Linked DNA regions of Homo sapiens: region 1 is linked to region 2. Evidence: read pairs that join two places in POLR2A ChIA-PET (ENCODE). Cell type or tissue: MCF 10A. All regions are shown on one strand. Each heading gives the region's core, and the rest is flanking DNA. Links, peaks and the distances in the headings are about the cores only.

Region 1 (12,192 bases), core at 1,960-9,959, 56 kb after region 2:
AAAATGGATTGGAAAGTGTTTCCTCTTACTCTACTTTCTGAAAGATATTACGTAGAATTGGTGTTAATTTTTCTTTAAACATTTGGTAGAATTCTCTGAACATCTGGGCCTAGAGATTTCTTTCATGGAAATTTTAAAATTGTGAATTTAATTTCCTTAATGATTATAGGGATACTCAAATTATATATTTGATATTGAGTCAATTTTTGTAGTTATTATATGGTCATAGTTTATGACCAATATTGAGAAACTAATGTATTTTATCTAAGTTGTTTAATTTGTGTATATAGATTTGTTCACAGCATTTTTTATTACCTTTTGATGTCTGAAAGGTTTATACTGATATTGTTTTATACCTGATGTTAGTAATTTGCTCCTTCTAGTCTTATTCTTTGTCATCTTTAAGATGTTTGTCAATTTCATTGATCTTTTCAAAGAACCAGCTCTTTGTTTCATTAGTTTCCTCTATTAGTTTTCTTTTTCATTTATATATGCTCTTATTTTTGTTATTTCATTTATGTTGCTTCCTTTGGGTTTATTTTGCTCTTATTTGTTCTTAAGGTGAGATGTTAGCTTATGGATTTTAGGCTTTTGTTCTTTTCTAATGTATGTATGTAGTGCTATAAATTTTCTTTTCAGTACTGCTTTAGCTGTATCCCCAAAATTTTGACATCTGTTTTAATTTTCATTATTTCAATGTAGTTTTTAAAAATTTATCTGAGTTTTTTTTCTGACCTATAAGTTAATTTAAGATGGGTCTGTGTTACTTGTTTACTTTCCAAGTGCTTGTAGATTTTTCTGTTATCATTTTATTATTCATGTCTAATTTGATTCCATTCAGGTGAAAGAACACACTCCGCATTATTCCAATTCTTTTATTTACTTTAGGCTTGCTTCATGACCCAGGATACAGCCTATCTTGGCGTATGTTCTGTGGGCACTTGAAAAGAATGTATATTGTGTTGCTTTGTGGAGCATTCTGTAAACACTGATTAGATCCTATTTGTTGTTGGTGGTGTTGAATTCCTTCATACTTTTGAAGATTTTATGTCTATTCGTTCCATAAATTGTTGAGAGAAGTATGTAGAGTCCCAACTATAACCGTGAATTTTTGATGTTTCTCCTTTCAGTTCTATCAGTTTTGCTTTGTAGATTTTGTAACTTTGTTGTTTGACTTATACACATTTAGAATTACTGTATTGTGTGTGTGTGAATTGACCCTTTTATCATTATGTAATGCCCCTTTTGTCTCTGGCTTTTTGTTTTTCTCTTAGGTCTATGTCATTTAATATAAATATGCACTCCTGCTTTATGTTGATTGATGTTTGCATGATACAACTTTTTTTGGTCCTTTTACTTTTACTCTGCCTATATATATAAAGTGAGGTTTCTGCAGACAGTGGAAAGTTGTGTCGTGTTTTTTAATCCACTTTGTCAATCTCTGTTTTTAATTTGGGTATTTAAACTATTTACATTTAATGTAATTATTAATATGTTAGGGTTTATGTTGCCATTTAATTTTTGTTTTGTGTTTGTCTTTTTGTTTCTCTATTTACTTTCTCCAGCATTTCTGTGTGTTAGAGAATATTTTTTAGAATTCCATTTTATGTATTTATAGTACCTCTTTTTTTTATTATACTTTAAGATCTGGGGTACATGTGCAGAATGTGCATGTTTGTTGCATAGGTATACACGTGCCATGGTGATTTGCTCCACCCATCAACTCATCATCTACATTATGTATTTCTCCTAATGCTATCCCTCCCCTAGCCCCCCAACCCACGACAGGCCCTGGTGTATGATCTTCCCCTCTCTGTGTCCATGCGTTCTCATTGTTCAACTACCACTTATGAGTGAGAACATGTGGTGTTTGGTTTTCTGTTCTTGCTTTAGTTTGCTGAGAATGATGGTTTCCAGTGTCATCCATGCCCCTGCAAAGGACATGAACTTATCCTTTTTTATGGCTGCATAGTATTCCATGGTGTATATGTGTCACATTTTCTTTATCCAGTTTATCATTGATGGGCATTTGAGTTGGTTCCAAGTCTTTGCTATTGTGAGCAGTGCCACAATAAACATACTTGTACATGTGTCTTTATAGTAGAACGATTTATAATCCTTTGGGTATATACCCAGTAATGGGATTGCTGGGTCAAATGGTATTTCTAGTTCTAGATCCTTGAGGAATTGCCATACTGTCTTCCACAATGGTTGAACTAATTTACACTCCCACCAACAGTGTAAAAGTGTTCCTATTTCTCCACATCCTCTCCAGCATCTGTTGTTTACTGACTTAAACAGATTTACAAGGAAAAACAAACAACGGCATCAGAAAGTGGGCAAAGGATATCAACAGACACTTCTCAAAAGAAGACATTTATGTCACCAACAAACATGAAAAAAAGCTCATCATCACTGGTCATTAGAGAAATGCAAATTAAAACCACAATGAGATACCATCTCATGCCAGTTAGAATGGCGATCGTTAATAGTACCTCTTAATGTTTTCCTTTGTATAGTTTTTTTTAAGTAATTACTAGTTGTTATATATACTTATCATGAGTCTACTGGTGATGTCATGTTCCCAGTTTGTGTGAAGTATAGAGTTTACCTTCTTTGATGTCACCTTATCCTCTCCTATTTATGATATAATTGTTTTAAATATCTTATTTACATGTATTTAAAACTACATCAGATAGTATTATACTTTCTGCTTCAATAGTAAATATAATTTAGAAAACTCAAGTGGAGAAGGAAAGTTTATCGTATTTATGTTTTTGCCTACTGTGTTCTTTCTGATATCCCAAAGTTCCTTCTATCACCACTTTTTTCTGTTTACAATTTTTTTAGCCATTATTTTAGGGTAGGTATGCTGGCAATATGTTTGCTTAGTTTTCCTTCATCTGAAAATGTTAATTTCCCCTTTATTCCTAAAGAATATTTTTGCTGGATAAAATAATCAGTTGACAGTTTGTTTTATTTTTAATATCAGCACTTGAGAACTATTGTACCACTTCTGACCTCTATGGTTTCTATGAGAAATCCACTATTATTCAAATAGTTTTTCCCCATAGGTAAGGTTTTATTTTTCTCTGGCTGCTTTCAAAAATGAAACTATTTTTTATTGTCTAATTTTCCAAAGTTTAATTATGGTGTATCTTGGCTTAGATTTCTTTGAATTTAGCCTATTTAGGATTTATGCAGTTTACTGATCTGTAGATTTGTCTCTTGCTAAATTTGAAAAGTTTTCAAGCATTATTTCTTTTGGTTTTTTTAACCCCACCTTTTTATCCTTTTGACTGCTAGATCTTTTAAGACCCACAGTCCCCTGAAACTCATTTTTGTTCCCAGTCAATTTCCTCTACATGGTTTGGACTGGGTAATTTTTATTGTTCTATTTTGCAGTTCACTGGCTCTTTCGTCCTTTCCATTCTGTGTTGAACTCTTCCACTAAGTTTTTTTATTTCAGTTACTTACTTTCCAATTTTAAAATTTCTGTTGGTTCTTTTTGGCTGATACTTTCTGTTTCTTTGCTGAGGCTTGCTATTTTTTCCTTTGTTCCAAGTATATTGGTAATCATTTACTGAAGCATTTTTAAAAAATTATGGCTGCCTTAAAATCTTTGTTGGATGATTGTAACATCTTGCCATCTCAGTGTTGGCATCTATCTTTTATTGTTAAGTTTGAGACCTTCCTGATTCTTGGTATGATATGTGATTTGGGGTTAAAGGCCAGACAATTCCATTTTATGTTATAAGTTCTAGACCTCATTTAAACGTTTCATTTTAACTGGCTTATCTTAAATTTAACTCTGACATCACTCTAGCAGGGAATGGGGGTGCCCCACCTCATTCTTGTCAGGTGAGGGTAAAAGTCCAGACTTCCCACTCAGCCTCTGTTGACACCTTAGAGTTGTGTGTGTTGGGGTGGGGGGGAAGCCTTCATTACTGCCAGATAGGGGTGTAAGTCCAGGATCTACACATGGTCTCCATTGACATCGTTGGGAATGGGTTCATTACCTCACAGTAGGAATCAAAGTCCCAACTTCTTCCTCAGCATTCTCTGACACTACCCCCAGCAGGGTACTGTGATGCCTCGTTACAACCCGCCCTTAGTGGAAGTCTAGGCACTGTATTCAGCCTCAGCTGGAATGTATGGGTGTGGGGGCCACAGGTTTTTCTGTTGTACTCGGCTGGAGTAGGGTGGCTATTGTCTGAGGTTCACTATTTTACTAGGCTGCCCTTTCCCTCATTATTTGGTTAAAGAGGGCAGGATTTTGTTTGTCTATGCTTGTTAGGTTTTCGGGTTTAATGGCTCCTCCAGCTCCAAATCTAGGATATATGAGGCAAAAAAACCAAAACAAACAAAACAAACCACAGAACTCACCTCTATGTCAATTCCAAGGTCCTGAGGTCCCTAGCCGTTCTACCTACTCCTATCCACCTTTCAGAGTCTTCTCATGTTTGTTTCATATAGTAATATAATGACCAGGGCTTTTAGTTCTACTTAGCCATAGAAATAGGGAAAAGTATGTTCAACTCCATCTTTCCCCTGTAACATATTTTTGTCGCAATTTTTTGCCATTTTTAATCTCTGTTGTTTGTGCCTTGCTAATTACACACTGAATTTGTGCTGTAGTTAACATGAAAAATGTAATTAATGCAGATGCCTTTGGTAAGTTATTTCTGAGAATAAATACATTTTATTACCTTGCCAAATGGAAATATAAATAATTGGCTCATGGGCTTCTAATATGAGTCTGTGTAAGTCAGATAGCACATAAGAAGATATATGAAAAAGTAGTAATTATTATTAGCCTAATGTAAAACCAGGGTGCAGTGACAGGTTCCTGCTAACTCAGAAAAGACTGCCATTGCCCGAACTTAGCAATTGTCAGTGTTGACACTTCTAGGAATCACTCATTAGAATGTTCGTCTTGGGAGTAACCTGTTGGGTGACTATTGATTTGGGACCTTTCTCTAGATCCTGCTTGGAGGGTGTAGATCTTGTTATAATAAATAGTTCTCTATATTTCTGGGCCCATCTTGTGTGATATGATTACCTTCATGTGTTCATAAAAGTTGAAGATAATTTCCAGTTTTTTTCTGTATTTTATTTTACATATCTTTTATATTCCTAGTTAGATTTCATCTGATGTTAAGCAAGAGTAAATATGCATATTTTATTCTTTTAAGAGTCAAGTTCTAGTGAACTCTTATAACTTCTTTGCAAATTTACTTCCCTTGGCTATATTCCCAAAGAAAGTTTACTTGAATTTATATAAGACCATAATGTTTGTCTTGAAAGATCTCAAGTCTTTGTAGAACTGCTAAGAACAGATACACTGAATTTCCCTCAAGAGGAACTAACTCTAGGTAAAATTCCTAAACCAAAAGACTCAAATCTTTCCTCTTAGTTCATTTTCTCTGGAGGAAGCCTTCTAACTTTTTTCCAACTGGAAGACTTTCAGAGATGAAGTTTATAGCAGTGCATCCTCTTGGCAAATATCAGTGTCTTGGCACATAACCTTCCTGCAGATAGATTTCATCAGACCTAATGAGAAGATGAATGTGTTTACCTCTGAATCCAGAGCTGCGCCTTAACAAAATTGGTGTCATTTGGACACAAGTCAAAGGGTAAAACTGGACCATGGACAGATTTGAGGGTAACCAGGATGCAATTTTATTAATTATGTCTTCTATAATTAAAATGAGATGTCAGGAAAATATCTCAGGCTGATACTAGAATAGACAACCTCTCCAAACTGCAATTTATTTTCTGTGATATTAGCTGTATCTCAGGCATAAATGGATTGGTGATTTTACTAGTTGCATAAAAAGCTTTGAGTAGAAAAAGTGGTAGATATTTTTTGAGCTTTGTTCAAGGTACATGGTAGCCCACACCACTAATGACATGGTGTATTAGCCATAATAAGATTTATTGATGATAACTTAAAAGCAGAGAATTAGCAGAAAGTATGATATACTCTGGGTCCAGGGAGTTGTTCAATCAAGAATGTTGCCTGTAGCAGGTTGGATGTGCTACAAGGAGCTCTTCAGTGGGGGGAAACTTCACCTCTGAACCAACTTACATATATTTAGGCTAGTCCAAGTGTGTGAGGAGGACATAGTTTACTAAGTAAAATAAAACAAAACTGTTGTGGGGCATCTCTAGGCGTATAAAACAGTATTAGGGGAAGTTGGGAGCTCATCTTGGGAGTTTGCACACCAAAGGCACTGACATTAACCAGAGGCCTTACTACCTTTCTCTAGCTGTCCAGTCCAGCTGGACCAACAGTTCCAGACTTCAAGAAAGGAAAACAGTAGGGAGGCCTTACAACTTCTCTTCTGAGACCAAAGTTTCATGTCTTTTAGTGGATAAAAATCATAATCCACAATGGAGACTCAGAAAATCTCAGGTTTCCGACAGGTTGGACCTACTTCTTCCTTGACACTTGAAAGGTACTCTCACAGCATCTTTCTCTGAGTATCAGGCTAATGTCCCATCAATCTCCACTTTTAATGAGCTCTCACATCAGATATGAAATATCTTTATATAACACATTTCATTTATTTTTTTGTTTTAAAGAAGTCATTATATGATAAGCACTTATTTGTGAGACAGTCCTAGATACTTTATATGGATTAACTACTTTAAGTCTCATAATTCTATAATGAAGGTATAAATTTACCCAGTTTACATATGGAGGAACTGTGACCCACAGTGGTTAAACACTTGCCCAAAGTCAGAAGGCTAGTAACAACAACATGCCCTGATTTCATCTAGTGACATGGAGATGAAGATGATGAATAAATTTAGAAATTAAAAGTGCTATGAAGGAAATAAAGCAGGGTGATGTGCTAATTTTACTTTGGGTGGTCAGGGAAAGTCTCATTAAGAAATGTCAGAGGATCTGAGACTTGGAAAATAAAAAGCAACAAGCCAAAAAGAGGGTTGGGTGCTAATGATTACAGGAAGGACAGAAGGTTCAAGGCCTCAAGAAGGAAATGAGCCAAATGTGCTTGAGAAAGACGAAGGAGACCAGATCATTGGAGGAATGGAATAGTGGTAAGAGACGTAGTGGAAGAGGAGGGAGAGGGTCAGACCTGGTAAGGGGTTTACATTTGAGTTGTAAACAACAGCAACTCTGCTCTGCGTGGCATTGCCTATGTGCCAAGCACTATTCTGATAGTTTTACCTATCTTCATTTTATCTTCATAGCTATTGTATGAAGTAGTATCATTATTAGTCTCATTTTACAGATGATAAAACTGAAGTGTAGAGGGTGAAGTAACTAGTAATTGAAATGCAATTGGAAATGATTTGAAGACTTAGGGTAGTAACAACCTGATTTACATTTAAGAAGTGGCACAGGAGCTGAGATTTGGGAAAGAAACTTCTTTGTGGTTGTGTGGAAAAAGGATTAGGGGCTATGAAAGAACAAACTAGAGAACCAGGCAGGAAATCATAGTAGCCTCTTCAGGATATTACTGATAAATGGGAAAATTGGACTAAAGGATTTTGGTATATTTTGTACTGATGCTGGAGTAGATGTAGGAGGTGAAATTAAATAAGAAATCAAGGTATATTCCTAGGTTTCTTGTTTGGACATCTGGGTGGATGGCAATGTCATATGTAACAGTAAATAATAGGGAAGACAAGAGGACAGAGTTAGAACACAGTGATTTGGCCATATTAAGTTATTGACACTTACTAGACATCCGAGGAGAGATAAGTAGAAAGATGGATATATGGAGTTTAAGTCTCAGTGGAGAGGTTACATATTGTTTTAGTGAAAACAAGAAAAAGGATTTGGAAAAGGTATATTTCCATAAATAAATCTGGAACCAAAGTTTGTTTTTGTGGTAGAAACCTAAGCAGGGAATTTCTCCTTTTTGTTTAAAGCTTTGTTTGGGATTTATATCTTTCTTCTTAGATAAAAAAAAGTTTAGGTTCCTAATAAAATGTCCTTCCCAGTGTCAGAAGAAGTCTATTCTTTTTTTTTTCTTTTGGATTTTTTTCAGATATAGGATACCCTATTCCAAGACCCCATTGCCTCTGACATCAGTCAGTGCATGTCTATAGAAGTGCAAGGGGAATGCTCTTCTAAAAGCATGTTCAGCTTAGTCTGCCCATGGGAACAGGAAGGGTACAAAGTGAATATGAACTTCTAAAAGATGACAGCTGCCCAAACACATGTGGTATTTTCAAAGAAAGTTCAAACTGAGCATATTTAAAATGGACAGTGCTATATTGGAGATTTTTTTGTGCTCTGCAGCATGAGTAGTTCAATGATTATTTTCATTAGGTCCTAGTTGATTGCTTGTTTATTTATGCCTGGACGGTTTTTTCCTTGATCTGAATTTGTTTTTCAAACATTTAGCAAAATCCCAGCATAGTAAAGATAGGATGTGTTGGGTTTGCCTTACATTACCTACTCTTTTCTATGAAAAGCAGAAATCAGATTAACATCTCTTTCTGAACTCCAAAATAGGAGTTCACTTTGATATGAGAAATAGCAAGAAAATGTCAACTACTGAACTCCATCATATTCCCTTAGCTGCTTGCTTCCAATATACTGCTCTGTAAAGATTTAGAGATTTTCCTTGAAATCTTCTGCCAAATCAATTGTGAGATGTACCTTTTATACTACTGTAATATTTCTGAAATCAAAATGCTTCTTACAATTATAATTAGTAGTGTTTTGTTTTTTAGCGGTACATAAAATAACAATGTGTTTTACTTTTATTATTATATACTTTAAGTTCTAGGGTACATGTGCACCACCTGCAGGTTTCTTACATATGTATACATGTGCTATGTTGATGTGCTGCACCCATTAACTCGTCATTTACATTAGGTATATCTCCTAATGCTATCCCTCGCCACTCTCCCCACCCCATGACAGGAGCCGGTGTGTGATGTTCCTCATCCTGTGTCCAAGTGTTCTCATTGTTCAATTCCCACCTATGAGTGAGAACATGCAGTATTTGATTTTTTGTCCTTGTGATAGTTTGCTGAGAATGATGGTTTCCAGCTTCATCCATGTCCCTACTAAGGACATGAACTCATCCTTTTTTATGGCTGCATAGTATTCCATGGTGTATATGTGCTACATTTTCTGAATCCAGTCTATCATTGATGGACATTTGGGCTGATTCCAAGTCTTTGCTATTGTGAATAGTGCCACAATAAACATACATGTGCATGTGTTTTTATAGCAGCATGATTTATAATCCTTTGGGTATATACCCAGTAATGGGATGGCTGCGTCAAATGGTATTTCTAGTTTTAGATCCTTGAGGAATCGCCACACTGTCTTCCATAATGGTTGAACTAGTTTACAGTCCCACCAACAGTGTAAAAGTGTTCCTATTTCTCCACATCCTCTCCAGCACCTGTTGTTTCCTGACTTTTTAATGATCGCCATTCTAACTGGTGTGAGATGGTATCTCATTGTGGTTTTGATTTGCATTTCTCTGATGGCCAGTGATGATGAGCATTTTTTCATGTGTCTTTTGGCTGCATAAATGTCTTCTTTTGAGAAGTGTCTGTTCATATCCTTCACCCACTTTTTGATGGGGTTGTTTGTTTTTTTCTTGTAAATTTGTTTGAGTTCTTTGTAGATTCTGGATATTAGCCCTTTGTCAGATGAGTAGATGGCAAAAATTTTCTTCCATTCTGTAGGTTGCCTGTTCACCCTGATGGTAGTTTCTTTTGCTGTGCAGAAGCGTGGATAAGGACAACCGATGTTCTAGTGCAAATATTGGAATTAGGGTTATAAAATGAGAATTGTTGGCTGCTGGATATTCTTTGATTCTGATGCTTTTTTGAGAGATACCTTATTACCTTTTTTTAGGGAGTCCCCAAGTAATGTTTTTACAATGGCATAAATATAATTTTCTTAAAATATTTATATTAAATTTGAATTCTAAGAAGATGTTTTTCAAGCTATGATTCTGTTACATATTTTTTATAGTTTATTCTATGTTACTAGCTCACTTTGACAAGTGAAACAAAAGGTACAAATAAAAAGTTCCAACTTTCAAAATCTGTAGATCTAGAATGACCTCTGCTTATTAGTCAGTCAAGAATTATTAGCATACTTTGGCAAACAATGAAGAGAGAATCTTCTTATAACAATTTATAATACTCAAGTGTTCATTAACATTTTCTTTATTAAACTATGAGCTCAGTAACTGGCTTCTCAGAACTTGTCAATTATTTTCCATATTCTGTGCTGCACAAGTATGACTTCATAAAGGCAATTTAACAAATAGAAAATCTGGATTGGCTAGAACATTTGTCAATACTGGATTTATGGTTTATAGTGTCTGCCCCAGTCATGCTACTGTTCTAAAACCTTGACACTTAGTCCATCAATCTGCCTATAAAAGGAAAAATCCTATTTCTAAAGTGACAGAATCTATTTGTAGTAGTGCAGTCAGTTAGCAAAGCTGCCTATGAAATACACCAGAGAGGAAAAGGTGAGAGGGAGGGGTATACATTTGTTAAGATTCTCAAAAGATCTCAGTTTGCTGAACAGAGATATTATCCTACCTATTAAGACAATAAAAATACTTCCAGGAGACAATCCTTTTCTTCCTTCTCCATCAAATCAAAAGCAACTTGGTAATTTATTTACAAATGTACGCCTGTCATCACTTGACGAGAGAAAAACTTTTCAGGGAGCAGTAGGCCAAGGTGTTGTTACTCCCACATTGATTTTATGGTGTGTTTGATGGATTTTGCATATGTTGCTTCTAGTGTGGTGAGACTCATATTTTCTCTATACCCCTTCCTTCCTGGATCAAGACACTTTTCCACCGTTCTCCTGGAGTCACAGTTCACATCAACATATGGAGCTGTTGCTATAAAGAAAAAAAATAGATTCTTTAAGCAAAATATACCAGAGTCCTACAGAAATTGATAGACAATATTAGCAATCAAATATTAGCTTCTGTAGTAGCTATTTCACCCTGGGTTTAGGCCTAGAAGAACAATTTTTCCTTCATTTCCTCCTCCTGTAGGTGGAAACTGACTGGCGGACTATCTCGTCCCTACTAGCAGCACTAAAATGGTGATGTCTGCTAGCCACTACTCCCAAAGCCACAATAAACCACCACACACGCAAAAAAAAAAGAAAAAAAAAGGAAACAAACAAAAAAAAACTGTTCATTAACAAAATGCTCACTCAATAAATGAAGTTTTAATCTATCTCCTAGCCTCCACTTCCCACTTCACCTCATTTGACAGATTATTGCTCCTAAATGCTATCTGTGTAGAAATTCTGGAACAACTCCATCTCCTGCCATTTCCATGGGGCAAAAACACAGCGCTAATGGTAGCCTGGGACAATAACCATGAACAAAAAGCAAGAGGACTCTCCGGGCTGGGTAGAGAAGTGATCAGTCTGAGAGTACCTTATAGGAAACACAGGTTGGGAAGTGAGATCTGAGAGAAACAACTTTTATGTATGTTAAGGCAGGCTTAACATAAGGTATAAGGTATGGCTCTGTATAGACAGAGCCATAACTCCATAACTGGAAAGAAAAATATGTCCTTTGCAGGGACACGGATGGACCTGGAAGCCATTATCCTCAGCTAACTTATGCAGGAACAGAAAGCCAGACACTGCATGTTCTCATTCATAAGTGGAGCTGAACAATGAGAACACATGAACATAGAGTGGGGAGCAACACACACTGGGACCTGTCATGGGCAGGGGGTAGCAGGGCAAGGGAGAGCATCAGGATAAATTGCTAATGCATGCTGGGCTTAATGTTTAGGTGATGGGCCGATGGGTGCAGCAAACCACTATGGCACATGGTTACCTATGTAACAAACTTGCACATCTTGCACATGTGTCTTGGAACTTAGAAAATGTGGTATATATACATCATGGAATACTATGCAGCCATGAAGAACAAGATCATGTTCTTTGCAGGAACATGGATGGAGCTGGAAGCCATTATTTTTAGGAAACTACCTCAGGAACAAAAAACCAAATACCTCATGCTATCACTTATAAGTGGGAGCCAAATGATGAGAACATATGGACACATAGAGGGGACCAACAGACACTGGGGCCTACTTGAGGGTAGAGGGTAGGAAGAGGGAGAGGATTAGGATATAAAATTAATGGATACTAGGCTTAATACCTGGGTGACAAAATAATCTATATAACAGGCA
Region 2 (12,192 bases), core at 2,510-10,509:
TACATACTTGAAAGCGTGCAAAATCTTTTTCACTCTTATGTTGTACTCCCATATTCCTTCTTGAATAAAAGTTCAAAGTGTGAATCTCTACATGTTATTTTGCAGTTTTCAAGTGAGTGAAGTGCGCTTACAAAGCCCCTAATCTGCCATTAGCAGCAGATGGCACTTTTCTCTGGGGAGATTTTTGGAGCGAGGTTGGTGCTAGGAAGGTGTTGGGAACGCCTCTGATGCCAGGCTTGAGAGATCAGGGCAGGATGGAGAAGTGTAGAAACTCGAAAAAGTTCTCCACGTCAGGGTAAACCTGCTTCTGCACCTCCGATACACATGCAGAGCCAACCTTCCTGCACTGTTCACTCTTCCTTTATTTATTTTTCAGTAGTTTGATAATTATTTTTTCTTCAGAAGAAACTTTGTTAAATTTTAAGGTCATCTTGAAAGTTTTACTGGAAATCAAATTGTAGATTAACATTTGGAGAATTACCAAGTATTTAATGTATAAAAATTAAATTTGCTATTTAGGATCATTAATTAATCCTGAATGAAGTCACCTTTTATGTGTCTTTCAGTATATTTTTGTAGTTTTAAAAAAATATTTACTAGACTCTATAGTTATTTTGTTTATTCCCAAGCCTTGTATAGTTATGTGCATGTGATACAGTTTTTATTATCTGTTCTAATTATTATTCGCACATATGTAATTTTAATAACAGGACACCTTATTGAACTATTGATTTTATTTGTTTTTCTCTCGTATCTTCTGTGTCCAGAAGTAGCATAATAACATCTATAAATATTTTATCCTTCTGTTATATATTTTTTCATATTTTGTATTTATATTTTTTGTTATGTTGTTGTAGCCAGAAACATCATTATTTAACATAATACTATTGTTAATGTCTGTTCTTTCTGAAGTTAATAATTTGACTAAGGATATCATTTATTTTTATTTTATCCAACTGCATGCGTATTGGTTTAGAGAGATATTTTACAATCAGAAATAAAATTGAAATATTATTAATTATACTATAAATTCAGAAAGCTGTATACTTGGAAAATGTGAGGGAATGTATAGACTAAAAAAACTATGAAACAGTGATAGTAGAGAAACTTATTTTCTATATGGTGCAATGGTGAAAATAACAATGAGTGATAAATTTATCACTTTCTATCTAAGATTATGTTTGTTTATTTAACAAATATGTGCCATACAGACATATATGTGTTTATTAAATAAATGTTAAATACATATATATTTGTTAAATACACACACATATTAAATAAATACATATGCATGCATACACAGTTCAGACTCTATGAAAAAGGATTATATACTATCCATCACTATTGCTTCTAAAACTCTTACCACATGCTATATGTGCTATCCTAAAGTATGTGAGATACAAAGAAGAGACTGAATTAACTCTACCATGAAGGAACTCCTATTTATGCTGAAAATAAAGGCAAACCAATAAACAGAAAGAAATAGAAAGATGGAAAATATAAGCAATTGTATAGTACAGACTATAAATGCCAACAGGTTGCAGACAGAGATAAAAATCAGCACACTGAAACATATTCAAAACATAAGATAGTTCATTTTGTAAATATATTCTTATTTTATCATGAGACTCATAATCCTCTAAAACATTTAGAATTGTGTAAGATAAGTTTTGGGGCAGCTAGAATGAATTTGAAATTATAGATATTTATAAAGATAATTAGCCTATGTACCAAGCTGACACAGAGGGAAGACAGAATTTTGGGCAGCTCAGTGGGCCCTCTGGGTCTTTGACTGGGTGGATGGTTTCTTTCTGCCTGATAGTATTTATTCCTTCTTGTGTGCAGTAGACAAACAAAATTGACCCAGTTGTGTTTGTTTGAACCACTAGTTTAGTTAAAACACATCACCAGCCAGCAAGAATCAGTGTTCTCTATGGAACATTGGAATGCAGAGTGGTTGGGATGGTGGCATCTTGCCTTTTTCTTCCCCAAGTTTGTCATTTCCTAACCCAGTATACAACGAGTATCTTAGTCCATAGGTGAGTGTTACACATTTAACCTTAGTGTGGTGGCTTTCTCAAATTCCAGTTGTGGTATTCAGAGTAACTACTCTGAAAGTAATTACACGTGATATGTGGTGTGTGTTCATATGTTAAGAACAACTACTCTAAATTAAAAGATCCTTGATGGGAGATTTGTCTCATTCTCTTTTGTGTTCTCAGTTTCCAGGACCATGCCTGGCCCATAGTAATCCCTTAATTCATGCGTTCATTAAAAAATGGAAGAATGAAGGAACAGCTTATGAAAGATGCTGAAAATTTCTCTCCTAGTATTTCTACTATTCAAATCACATATATTTTCACTATATTGTGTGGAATTTTATAATATATGTTCATAATTCGACAATATTTTTAAATCTTTGAAAAGTAATTTGTTAATGTTTCTGAGATTCTCTTGTCTTTAATTAGTTCTTACTTTCCCTAAATTCTGTGGCAAGTAATAAGCCTAATCAATTCTACTAGTATATTTTGTTGGAACTTTTATCATAAAAATGAATGAGGATATAACAATAAAATCTGCCATATTCACAGGACATTCTGAGGTTCTTTTAATATTAACCTTCTGTCAGTTTTGATAAAGACTGCTCTGTATCCTATTAGGAATCCTGCAATAATTTCTTCTCAATTATATACAATTATCTTATTACTTAAAACACTTTTTTTCTTTCATGTATAAATGAATCGTTTAAGCAGGTAAACAAATAATCTAAAACTGGTATTAATATTGAAGGAACTTTTTCAGTCTATTTTGCTGTGCCATTCAGTTTCTTTCACAAACATCTGATTTACTTTCATTTGAATTAAGCAGGTAGCATTTTTTTTTTTTGGTACAAATTTTGGTTTGAACTTGCGGATCAATTTATTTAATTTAATTTAATTAATTAATTTTTTTTTTTGAGACAAAGTCTTGTTCTGCCACCTAGGCTGGAGTGCAGTGGTTCAGTCTTGGCTCACTGCAACCTCCACCTCCCAGGTTCAAGTGATTCACCTGCCTCAGCCTCCTGAGTAGCTATAGGCGCCCATGACCACGCCTAGCTAATTTTTGTAATTTTTTTTTTTTTTTTTTTTTTTTTTTTAGTAGAGATGGGATTTCACTATTTTGGCCAGGCTGGTCTCAAACTCCTGACCTCGTGATCTGCCTGCCTCAGCCTCACAAAGTGCTGGGATTACAGGTGTGAACCACTGCGGCCAGCTGGATCAATTCTTTATCATTTTCCTCAGAACCCTCTGTATTGTCTACACATAACAATGCAGGTTTCAAATGTGACACTTACCCTAGCCAGATCTTCATTTTTTTGTTGCCCAGTTCTGGAATTCTATGAATGAAAAAATAGGAATTGTGCTCACCCTCTGGCTGTTAATATGGTAAGTAGGCAAAAGAGAACCCTAAACTTCACAGAATATCACTTTCCGCCCTGATATTATTAATCCTCATTATTTATCCCAGAACGTTAATTGATATGTTTACTCTAGGTGAAAACACTAATAATCCTTAGAAATTTCTACTCCCATTTAGTTAAAATGTTAACAAGTTGATGACAGTTCAGAAATAAGTCATTACTGCCAGGAGAGAGGGAATTTTCTCAAGGAAATTTTAATAAGAAACATCTCTTAGTTAAATTGATTATCATTAAGTAGGCACGACTGGAAACCTAAGCACTCCCAAGGGTTTTGCTTGTTGTTCTATTTCTCAGAGTCACTCATAGAGTGTCCAGCACAAAGAACATGCTATAATGACCCTTTCCTTGCTGAAACTCTTGCTTTATGGAAACAGTGAAGCAGGTGCATTAAGGCCAATGAGATGACAGCATACAGGGAGGAGCCCTGGGTTCTGGGGTTGCACTGACTTCCCTGTGCAGAATTGATGCCAATTATGAGTGTAAGCTGGCTGAGTTAATAAATCCAATTGTTTTTTCTCCTTGAAAAGATTCTAAAAAATTGATGGAGGAGGATGAAGGCTTTTTGAGAGCTCTTATACTGAGTGTCTTTACATTCAAATAATGGACAAAACAACTGGAGCCATAGCAACTCTACTATTGCAAAGCCAAACTCTGTTTTTTTTTTAATGAATACTGTATTAAAAAAATGTAGCTTGCTCAGGATTAAGGCCCTCCTCTTGCTCATAAACTGCTACAGTAGCCTCTTCTGTGCTTCTACTCTCATCTCCACCCTATCCATTTCCCACATACATAGCGCCCTAATACCCTTATTATCCTTAAAAAAAAAATCAGATCATTGCCACTTTAAGCTCCATAGGTTTAAACCTGCTACCCTAGCCTATAAGGCCCTGAAGGGTCTGCCTCCTTCTCACCTGGCTGACTTCATCTTTACCGCTGCAAGCCTGGCTCATTATCATCTACCGATCCTGGTCTCCTATTGTTTACTCCAAGAAATTTAAGTTTCTTTCTACCTCTGACTTGCTTTTCTTTTGTTTGAAATACCTCCTCCCGCCCTACTCCACTCACTCCAAAAAAAAAAAAAAATCCTCTTTGCTTTGGTAGTTCTTCATAGTTCAAACCTCAGCTCAGACACCACTTTTTGAGATATATCTTCCTGACTACCTTTTTAATTAGCCTCTCCTATTCACGCGCTATCATAATATCTGGTTTTATTTCTTCCATAGCTTTTTATTATTAATAGGAATTACATGTGAGCAGAATACATGTCTACTGTTCAGGGTAGTGCCCTAACATCAAGAACAGTGCCTGGCACACAGACAGCATTTCATAAGTGTTTGCCAAATGCCTGACTGATTAATAAAATTATGAGGAAATAGAGTGATATTTTATAGCCATGTTCTGTGAGCAGTGTAGAACATGCCATGTGCCAGTCACTGACACTGGCGTGCCCCAGGTATCAGTTGTTTAAATAAGCCTGAAGTTACTTGTTGGTTTATATTAGGAAAATCTTACAGAAAACCAAAAGGAATTATCCATCTATTTATTAATTCAAAACAAATTCATGATTCAGCAGCAAAAAAATACAGAAATCCCATTCTTTGTCTCCACTCTCAGTTGTTAGTGGCTTTGAGAGATGTCTTGAATGATAGGAGATAATCATTGCAGATGAAAGGTCAACTTAGGGAGAAGAAGTTGCAGGCATATAATGCAGCAAAAGGAGAGACAAATAATTTTTGGAAATCAGGATGAACTTTGGAGATGTCAGGAATCGGGGTGATATGTGAGAATGGTTGTGAAGTAGTGGTAAGTTCGGAAAGATGGAAAGGAAGTAGTTTAGAGAGACTATTAGAACCAATCTCCAACCCAGCATGTATTTCAGTAACAAACATTAAGGCTTCGGAACTGTGGTAGCATGGGCAAGGTCTATGCAGAGAGCACAGATGGGAGTGAGGATGAGAAGTGAAGAATACGGGCAAAGCTTCTAGGACATTGGAGAGAAGTTCTCTGGACAGTTGAGGAGACTGGTGCTGCACTTGGCAAAGTATAGTGTATGGGTTTAGGAGTCCCAGCTCTGTGGCTTACTGGCTGTGTGACCCTTGTCAAATTGCTGAACCTGTGCAATCTCCAGTAACCAGGACAAGGCTATGTAAGATTGGCTCCAAGTGCACCATTTGTATAGCTCATAGGAGCTGTGTTAGAGAAATGCCTAGGATATGAGTAATATGCTGCATTGGCATTTTAAATCACTCTTGAAAGCTGTGTAAAGAAAATATTGACATTACTTGCTAGAGCTGTGCTGTGAATGAGCCGTGGAAAAAATTGGCTGAGGTATTAGAGCAGGCGCTGTGAAAATCCGAGATGAAGGTATAAAGGGGCTGCACAGGAAAAGACAGCTGGGGTCATCCACAGTAGCAGATAAAAATTTGTCCCTCTGTGCATCATTAATGTAATTAAAAACCTGATTCCTGCCTGACATTTCATGCATCTATTGAGACATAATGGATGTCTATGGGAAGTGGCCTTGTTTTGAAAGAGGAACAGATAGCTTGCAGTGGCTACCTGATTCACAGAAAGGATTATGAAGCCCTCCAGCTGTGCCTCCTTAAATAATGTATTGGATTAACAATTGCTATCATTAGGCACTTAGGATGTGCCAGATATCCTTCTCAGTACATACACTTTCATTTGTCCTCGTAAGAACTTGTGACATAGGCATTATTAATTACCCCCATTTCTCAGGTGAGAAAACTGATTCAGAAAAGATTAATTTGCCTAAGGTTGCACATTCCACATATGCTGAAGCTGGAATTCAATTCCAGGCATTCCAGCTTGACTAGGCTGCTTGAGCATTTTTCTACATTGAGACAACCCTATTTTAGTAGATCTCAATTTTAAGAGGCTCCTGGATATTTTACAAAACTACACATAAGCATACATGGACCTTTCTCAGAGAGCCATCTTTTTGGCCCAAGTATCTGTACGTTTTGTTGGAATCTTAGAAGGTTCTGACATGTATCCAAGTTTAAGAAGCATTGTTTTTGTCTGTGGGTCAAATTACCTTGAACTGGAATATATTCTCTTCCTTAAAATAGTAATGATAATGAAGCTTAGTCAGGATGTACTGACAAACTAACAGGAGAACTTTTGTGAAAACATTTGGTAAATCACTGACTGCCAGACTGGCCAGAAACATCTTCATAGGTAATTACAATAAAATCTCTGGTCCTCATCTACAACTATCTGATACATAGTATTAATTTTTTCAAAAGGTAGTATGATTTACCAGCATGTAGTGTTTTAGCAATACTAATCTTAGTTCAAATTTTATGCATATGGCTTACACTTTGTAGTACATTGAATATCACCTAACTTCTCTGGGTTATAATTTCCTCCTCAGAAAAGTGCAGGTGATAATTTCTTTGCAGCCCTCCATGAGGATCAAATGAAGCGGTACCTCTGAGGCTGTTGTAGATGTGCATCACTCATTAGTTGCTTTCCTTTAGAAGTGAGCAGAAATCCCACATGCCTTTTAAAGTCCAGAGCATTTGTTTTCAATGATAAAATATGCATTAGTTTTTATTCTCCTGCTGTTATAATATTCAGTCATTATAATCTTACAAAAAGGCATTTTTTTTGTATAGACTTTAATGGTTATCTCTCAAACTGCCAGATGGTTCCGTCAACAACTTAAGAAATTTATGAAATTAATCCCTTCTAAACTTCACATGTAATTCTGTTTCACTGGCTTCAAACCACAGCTTTCATTTGAATTCTGAAAAAAATTAGAGAATAATTTTCTTCATAAACTACAAAATGCTATTTTGCTTGCCTCTTTTGAGCAGCGTCTGATATTGCTACAAAGGGATAAACAAGTAAGTCTGGAGCACAATTTTGCATTAGGCTCTGAGAGATTTCATTTTTCTTCATAATCTTAATGGAATTAAAATATCAGAATAGAGGAGGTTTGGGTGAGAAAGGTGGAATTTTTATTTCCATTGGGTGTTATGTTGTATTTCTTCTTTTTTTTTCTTTGTTGGATTTTTTTTTTTTTTTTTTTTTTTTTTTTTTTGATAAGAAAGTCTTGCTCTGTCACCCAGGCTGAAAGTGCAGTGGCGCGATCTCGGCTTACTGCAAGCTCTGCCTCCCGGGTTCACACCATTCTCCTGCCTCAGCCTCCCGAGTAGCTGGGACTGCAGGCGCCCGCCACCACGCCTGGCTAATTTTTTTGTTTTTTTGTATTTTTAGTAGAGACAGGGATTCACCATGTTAGTCAGGATGGTCTCTAACTCCTAACCTTGTGATCCACACGCCTCGGCCTCCCGAAGTGCTGGGATTACAAGCATCAGCCACCGTGCCCAGCCTGGACTTTTTTTTTTTTTTTTTTAATCAGCATTCATCAGCCAAGAACTGAAAAGGGGTTAGAAAGCTCAAAACATTTCCCCAGTGCCATCCCACTATGGTTCCACTGTAAAAGTCATTTATTTCTATTTTAGTTTAAGGGTTATAGGTCTCCCCCACAGTGGTCCAAGAGATATAGGTGGTTCTGAGGCCTAGATTCATGCCTTCAGCGTAGAAGGATTTTTCACCCTGAATCATTATTGATATGGTTTGGCTCTGTGTCCCCACCCATATCGCATCTCAAATGGTAATCCCCATAAGATCTTTCAACCCCAGTGTGTTGAAAGAGGGACCTCATGGGAGGTGGGAGGTGATTGGATCATGGTGGCAATTTTCCCCATGCTGTTCTTGTGATTAGTGAGTCAGTTCTCAGGAGATCTGATGGTATTTTTTTTTTTTTTTTTTTGAGATGGAGTTTCACTCTTGTTGCCCAGGCTGGAGGGCAGTGGCGTGATCTCAGCTCCCTGCACCTTTGTCTACCGGTTTCAAGTGATTCTCCTGCCTCAGCCTCCTGAGTGGCTGGGATTACAGGCGCATGCCACCACATCCAGCTACTTTCTGTATTTTTAGTAGAGATGGGGTTTTGCCATGTTAGCCAGGCTGGTCTAAAACTGCTGACCTAAGGTTATCCACCCACGTTGGCCTCCCAAAGTGTTGGGATTACAGGCATGAGCCACTGCGCCTGGCCATCTGATGATTTTTTAAGGCACTTTTCCCTGCTCTTCCTTGCTCTCTCTTGCCTGCTGCCATGTAAGATCTGCTTCTTCTCCTTCTGCCATGATTGTGTTTCCTGAGTCCTCCACAGCCATGAGGAACTGAGTCAATTAAACATCTTTTCTCTATAAATTACCCTGTCTTGGGCAGTTCTTTATAGCAGTGTGAGAACAGACTAATACAGTTAATTGGTACCGAGGTAGTGGGTTACTGTTATAGAGATAATTGAAAATGTGAAAGCGACTTTGGAACTAGGTAACAGGCAGAGGTTGGAACAGTTTGGAGGGTTCAGAAGACAGAAAGATGTGGGAAAGTTTGGAATTTCCTAGAGACTTGTTCGATGGTTTTGACCAAAATACTGATAACAATGTGGACAATAAAGTCCAGGCTGAGGTGGTCTCAGATGGAGATGAGGAACTTCTTGCGAACTGGAACAAAGGTCACTCTTGCTATGCTTTAGCAAAGAGACTGGCAGCATTTTGCCCCTGCCCTAGAGATCTGTGGAACTTTCAACTTGAGAGAGATGATTTAGGGAATCTTTTGCAAGAAATTTTTAAGGAGCAAAACATGCAAGAGGTGACCTGGTTGATTTTGAAAGCATTCAGTCTTAGGAGTTTACAAAGAGATGGTTTGAAATTGGAACTTATGTTCAAAAGAGAAGCAGAGCATAAAAGTATGGAAAATGTGCAGCCAAGCCATGTGGTAGAAAAGAAAAACCCATTTTCTCGGGAGGAATTCAAGCCAGCTGTAGAAATTTGCATGAGTAATGAGGAGTCGAATGTTAATAGCCAAGAAGATAAGGAAAATGTCTTCAGGGCATGTCAGAGACCTTCATGGCAGCCCCTCCTATCACAGGCCCTGAGGCCTAGAAGGAAAAAGTGGTTTCATGGGCTGGGCCCAGGGCCCCACTGCTTCTCTGTGCAGCTTCAGGACTGGGTGCCCTGCATCCCAGATGTGGTTAAAAGGGGCCAATGCACAGATCAGGCTGTTGCTTCCAAGGGTGCAAGGCCCAAGCCTTGGCAGCTTCACATGGTGTTGATCCTGTGGGTGCACAGAAGTCAAGAAGTGAGGTTTGAGAACCTCCACCTCAACATCAGAGGATGTATGAAAATGCCTGGATTTCCAGGCAGAAGTCTGCTGCAGGGGTGGAGCCCTCATGGAGAACCTCTGCTAAGGAAGTGTGGAAGGGAAGTATGGGGTCAGAGCCCCCACACAGAGTCCCCACTGGGGCACTGCCTAGTGGAGCTGAGAGAAGAGGGCCACTGTCTTCTAGACCTCAGAATGGTAGATCCACCAACAGCTTGCACCATGCACCCAGGCTGCAGACACTCAATGCCAGCCATTAAAGCAGCCAGGGTGAGGGGCTGTACCCTGCAAAGCCACAGAGGAAGAGCTGCCCAAGGCCGTTGGAGCCTACTTCTTGCATTGGGGTGACCTGGATGGGAGACATGGATTCAAAGGAGATCATTTTGGAGCTTTAAGATTTAGTGACTGTCCTGTTAGATTTTGGACTTGCATGGGCCTGTAGCACCTTCATTTTGGCCAATTTCTTCCATTTGGAATGGGAGCATTTGTCCAATGCTTGTACCCCCATTATATCTAGGAAGGAAGTAACTTGCTTTTGACTATACAGACTCATAGGCAGAAGTGATTTGCCTTGTCTCAGATGAGACTTTGGATTGTGGACTTTTGAGTTAATGCTGAAATAAGAGTTAAGATTTTGAGGGACTGTTTAGAAGGCATGATTGGTTTTGAAATGTGAAACCTATTTGGGAGGGACTGGTGGCCAAATGATATGGTTTGTCTCTGTGTCCCCACCAATATCTCATCTCAAATTGTAATTCCCATAATCCCCAAGTGTAGAGGAAGGGACCTTGTGGGAGGCGATTGCATCATGGGGCGATTTCCCCCATGCTGTTCTCATGATGGTGAGTGAGTTCTCATGAGATCTGATGGTTTTATAAGGCAGTTTTCCCTGATCTCTCTCACTTGCCACCATGTAAGATGTGCTTCTTTTCCTTCTGCCGTGATTGTAAGTTTCCTGAGGCCTCCCCAGCTATGTGGAACTGTGAGTCAATTAAACTTCTTTTCTTTATAAATTACTCAGTCTTGGGCATTTCTTTTTAGCAGTGTGAGAATGGGCTAATACAATTATATAATTTACTAAAATAGTCATCCATAATTCCCTCTTTAATATTTTAAATAAGTGGGTTTACAGTCACCATCAGTTCTTGTGCTTATTTCTAAGAAATACAATTTCTTATTCTGGACTTGGCAAATAAAGACTGAGTTTTATTCTTGGCTGTGTAATTTATTACCTATGAAGCCTTAATCAAGTCAGGGATCCTCCCTTTATTCAACTATTAAATACTGTATAATTTACAGCAGCTTCCTGACAATTAAATTTATCAAATGTAATACAAATGTAAATTGTTAACTAGATATCTAGAGTCCCAGAATCCTTACTAGAGAGTGACAAGTTACCTAAGGAATGACTTGACTTGGAGTTATGAATGAATTTTCAATGATACATCAGTTTATATTTAAACCAGGTCAGTCACTGGGACTGAATAGGACATTGAGCAAATAATTATTTACTATAATGTACTGTATCATCAGTACGAGGTACAATTACAGAATCAGTACTCAGTGGACTTACCACACATTTACACCATCTTTCCCCTAGCGGCAGGCTCTACATCACACTCCCTGAAACAGATCCTCCAAACCTTCTCATTTGAGCCCCATTTCCTCCTTCCTTTTTTTGAACAATCTGACCTTCTACTTTAATGAGAAGACAAGGTCATCCAAGTTGACCTTCCTTAAAAGTGTTTCCTCTCCATTATACTTCCATTTCTCTATCATCTGAGGTGAATGCTGCAACCTGTTCCCTGACCTTATCTCCTTTCAACTCTCTGGGATATTTCTGTCTTTCCTTCTTATTTTGCACCTTTTATCTTTCCCTCTTTATTGACAGTTTCTCTTCTACTTTAAACATACTTAAGTTTTTCTTTATTTTATAAACAAAACAAAAATTCTTCCTTTATTCCCAAACTATTTCTATTGCATCCCTTTTTTCACAAACTCCTCAATATAATAGTCTCCATGTTCTGGTCTTGCATGTCTAACTCCTCTTTACTGACTTGCTATGCCCTGACACTGTGGTTCCCCCACCACAGAATCCCCTCTTTCATGGATAATAGATGGCCTCTCAGACACAACTTTCTTGTTTGTTTTAGTTTTCATCCTTCTCTACCTCCTCTTCCTCATCCCTATCCATCAGCAGCTTGGGTATGTTTGAAGCTTTTTTTTTTTAAACCCTCCCTTCATGCTTTTCATGATATTTATTTTTCTATATTTCTATAAATAATGTTACTCTTTCTTCAGTGGCTTTTTTCATCTTGTGCCTTCCAAAAAGATTTTTTAAGGGAGTTTATAACCACAGAAGTTGTTGCCCATCAAAGATTAACTGGAGCTTCTATTTCTCGTGGTCACTCATGGGCACAGTCTGACACACAGAGGACGCACCTCAACTCATACTTCTCACATTTCTTCAGCAGGGGCAAGAGAATGTGGTTATTCACAACATGGTGCTTAAAACTTCCACCCAGAAAAGATTC

Evidence for each region. ChIA-PET counts read pairs that join two places held together with the same protein. Peaks named below come from ENCODE experiments on the same cell type or tissue, not always from the same donor. Only the 100,000 strongest peaks of a DNase experiment are listed, where the experiment ranks them.
Region 1: POLR2A ChIA-PET joins it to region 2 with 6 read pairs; 2 of 35 experiments call an interaction of 5 or more read pairs at or near these places.

The regions. Positions count from the first base shown.
Region 1 is chr5:118,264,033-118,276,224 of GRCh38, reverse strand. LINC02147 (long intergenic non-protein coding RNA 2147) reads right to left here. Exons shown (of 3, transcript NR_104997.1): 3 at 10,163-10,871. Among named protein-coding and RNA genes, the nearest start is that of LINC02148, 12 kb to the left of the region's middle. In MCF 10A, for the core only: no CTCF peak of the experiment used is centred there; no DNase peak of the experiment used is centred there.
Region 2 is chr5:118,320,211-118,332,402 of GRCh38, reverse strand. No RefSeq gene overlaps it. Among named protein-coding and RNA genes, the nearest start is that of LINC02148, 44 kb to the right of the region's middle. In MCF 10A, for the core only: no CTCF peak of the experiment used is centred there; a DNase peak (open chromatin) is centred at 5,642.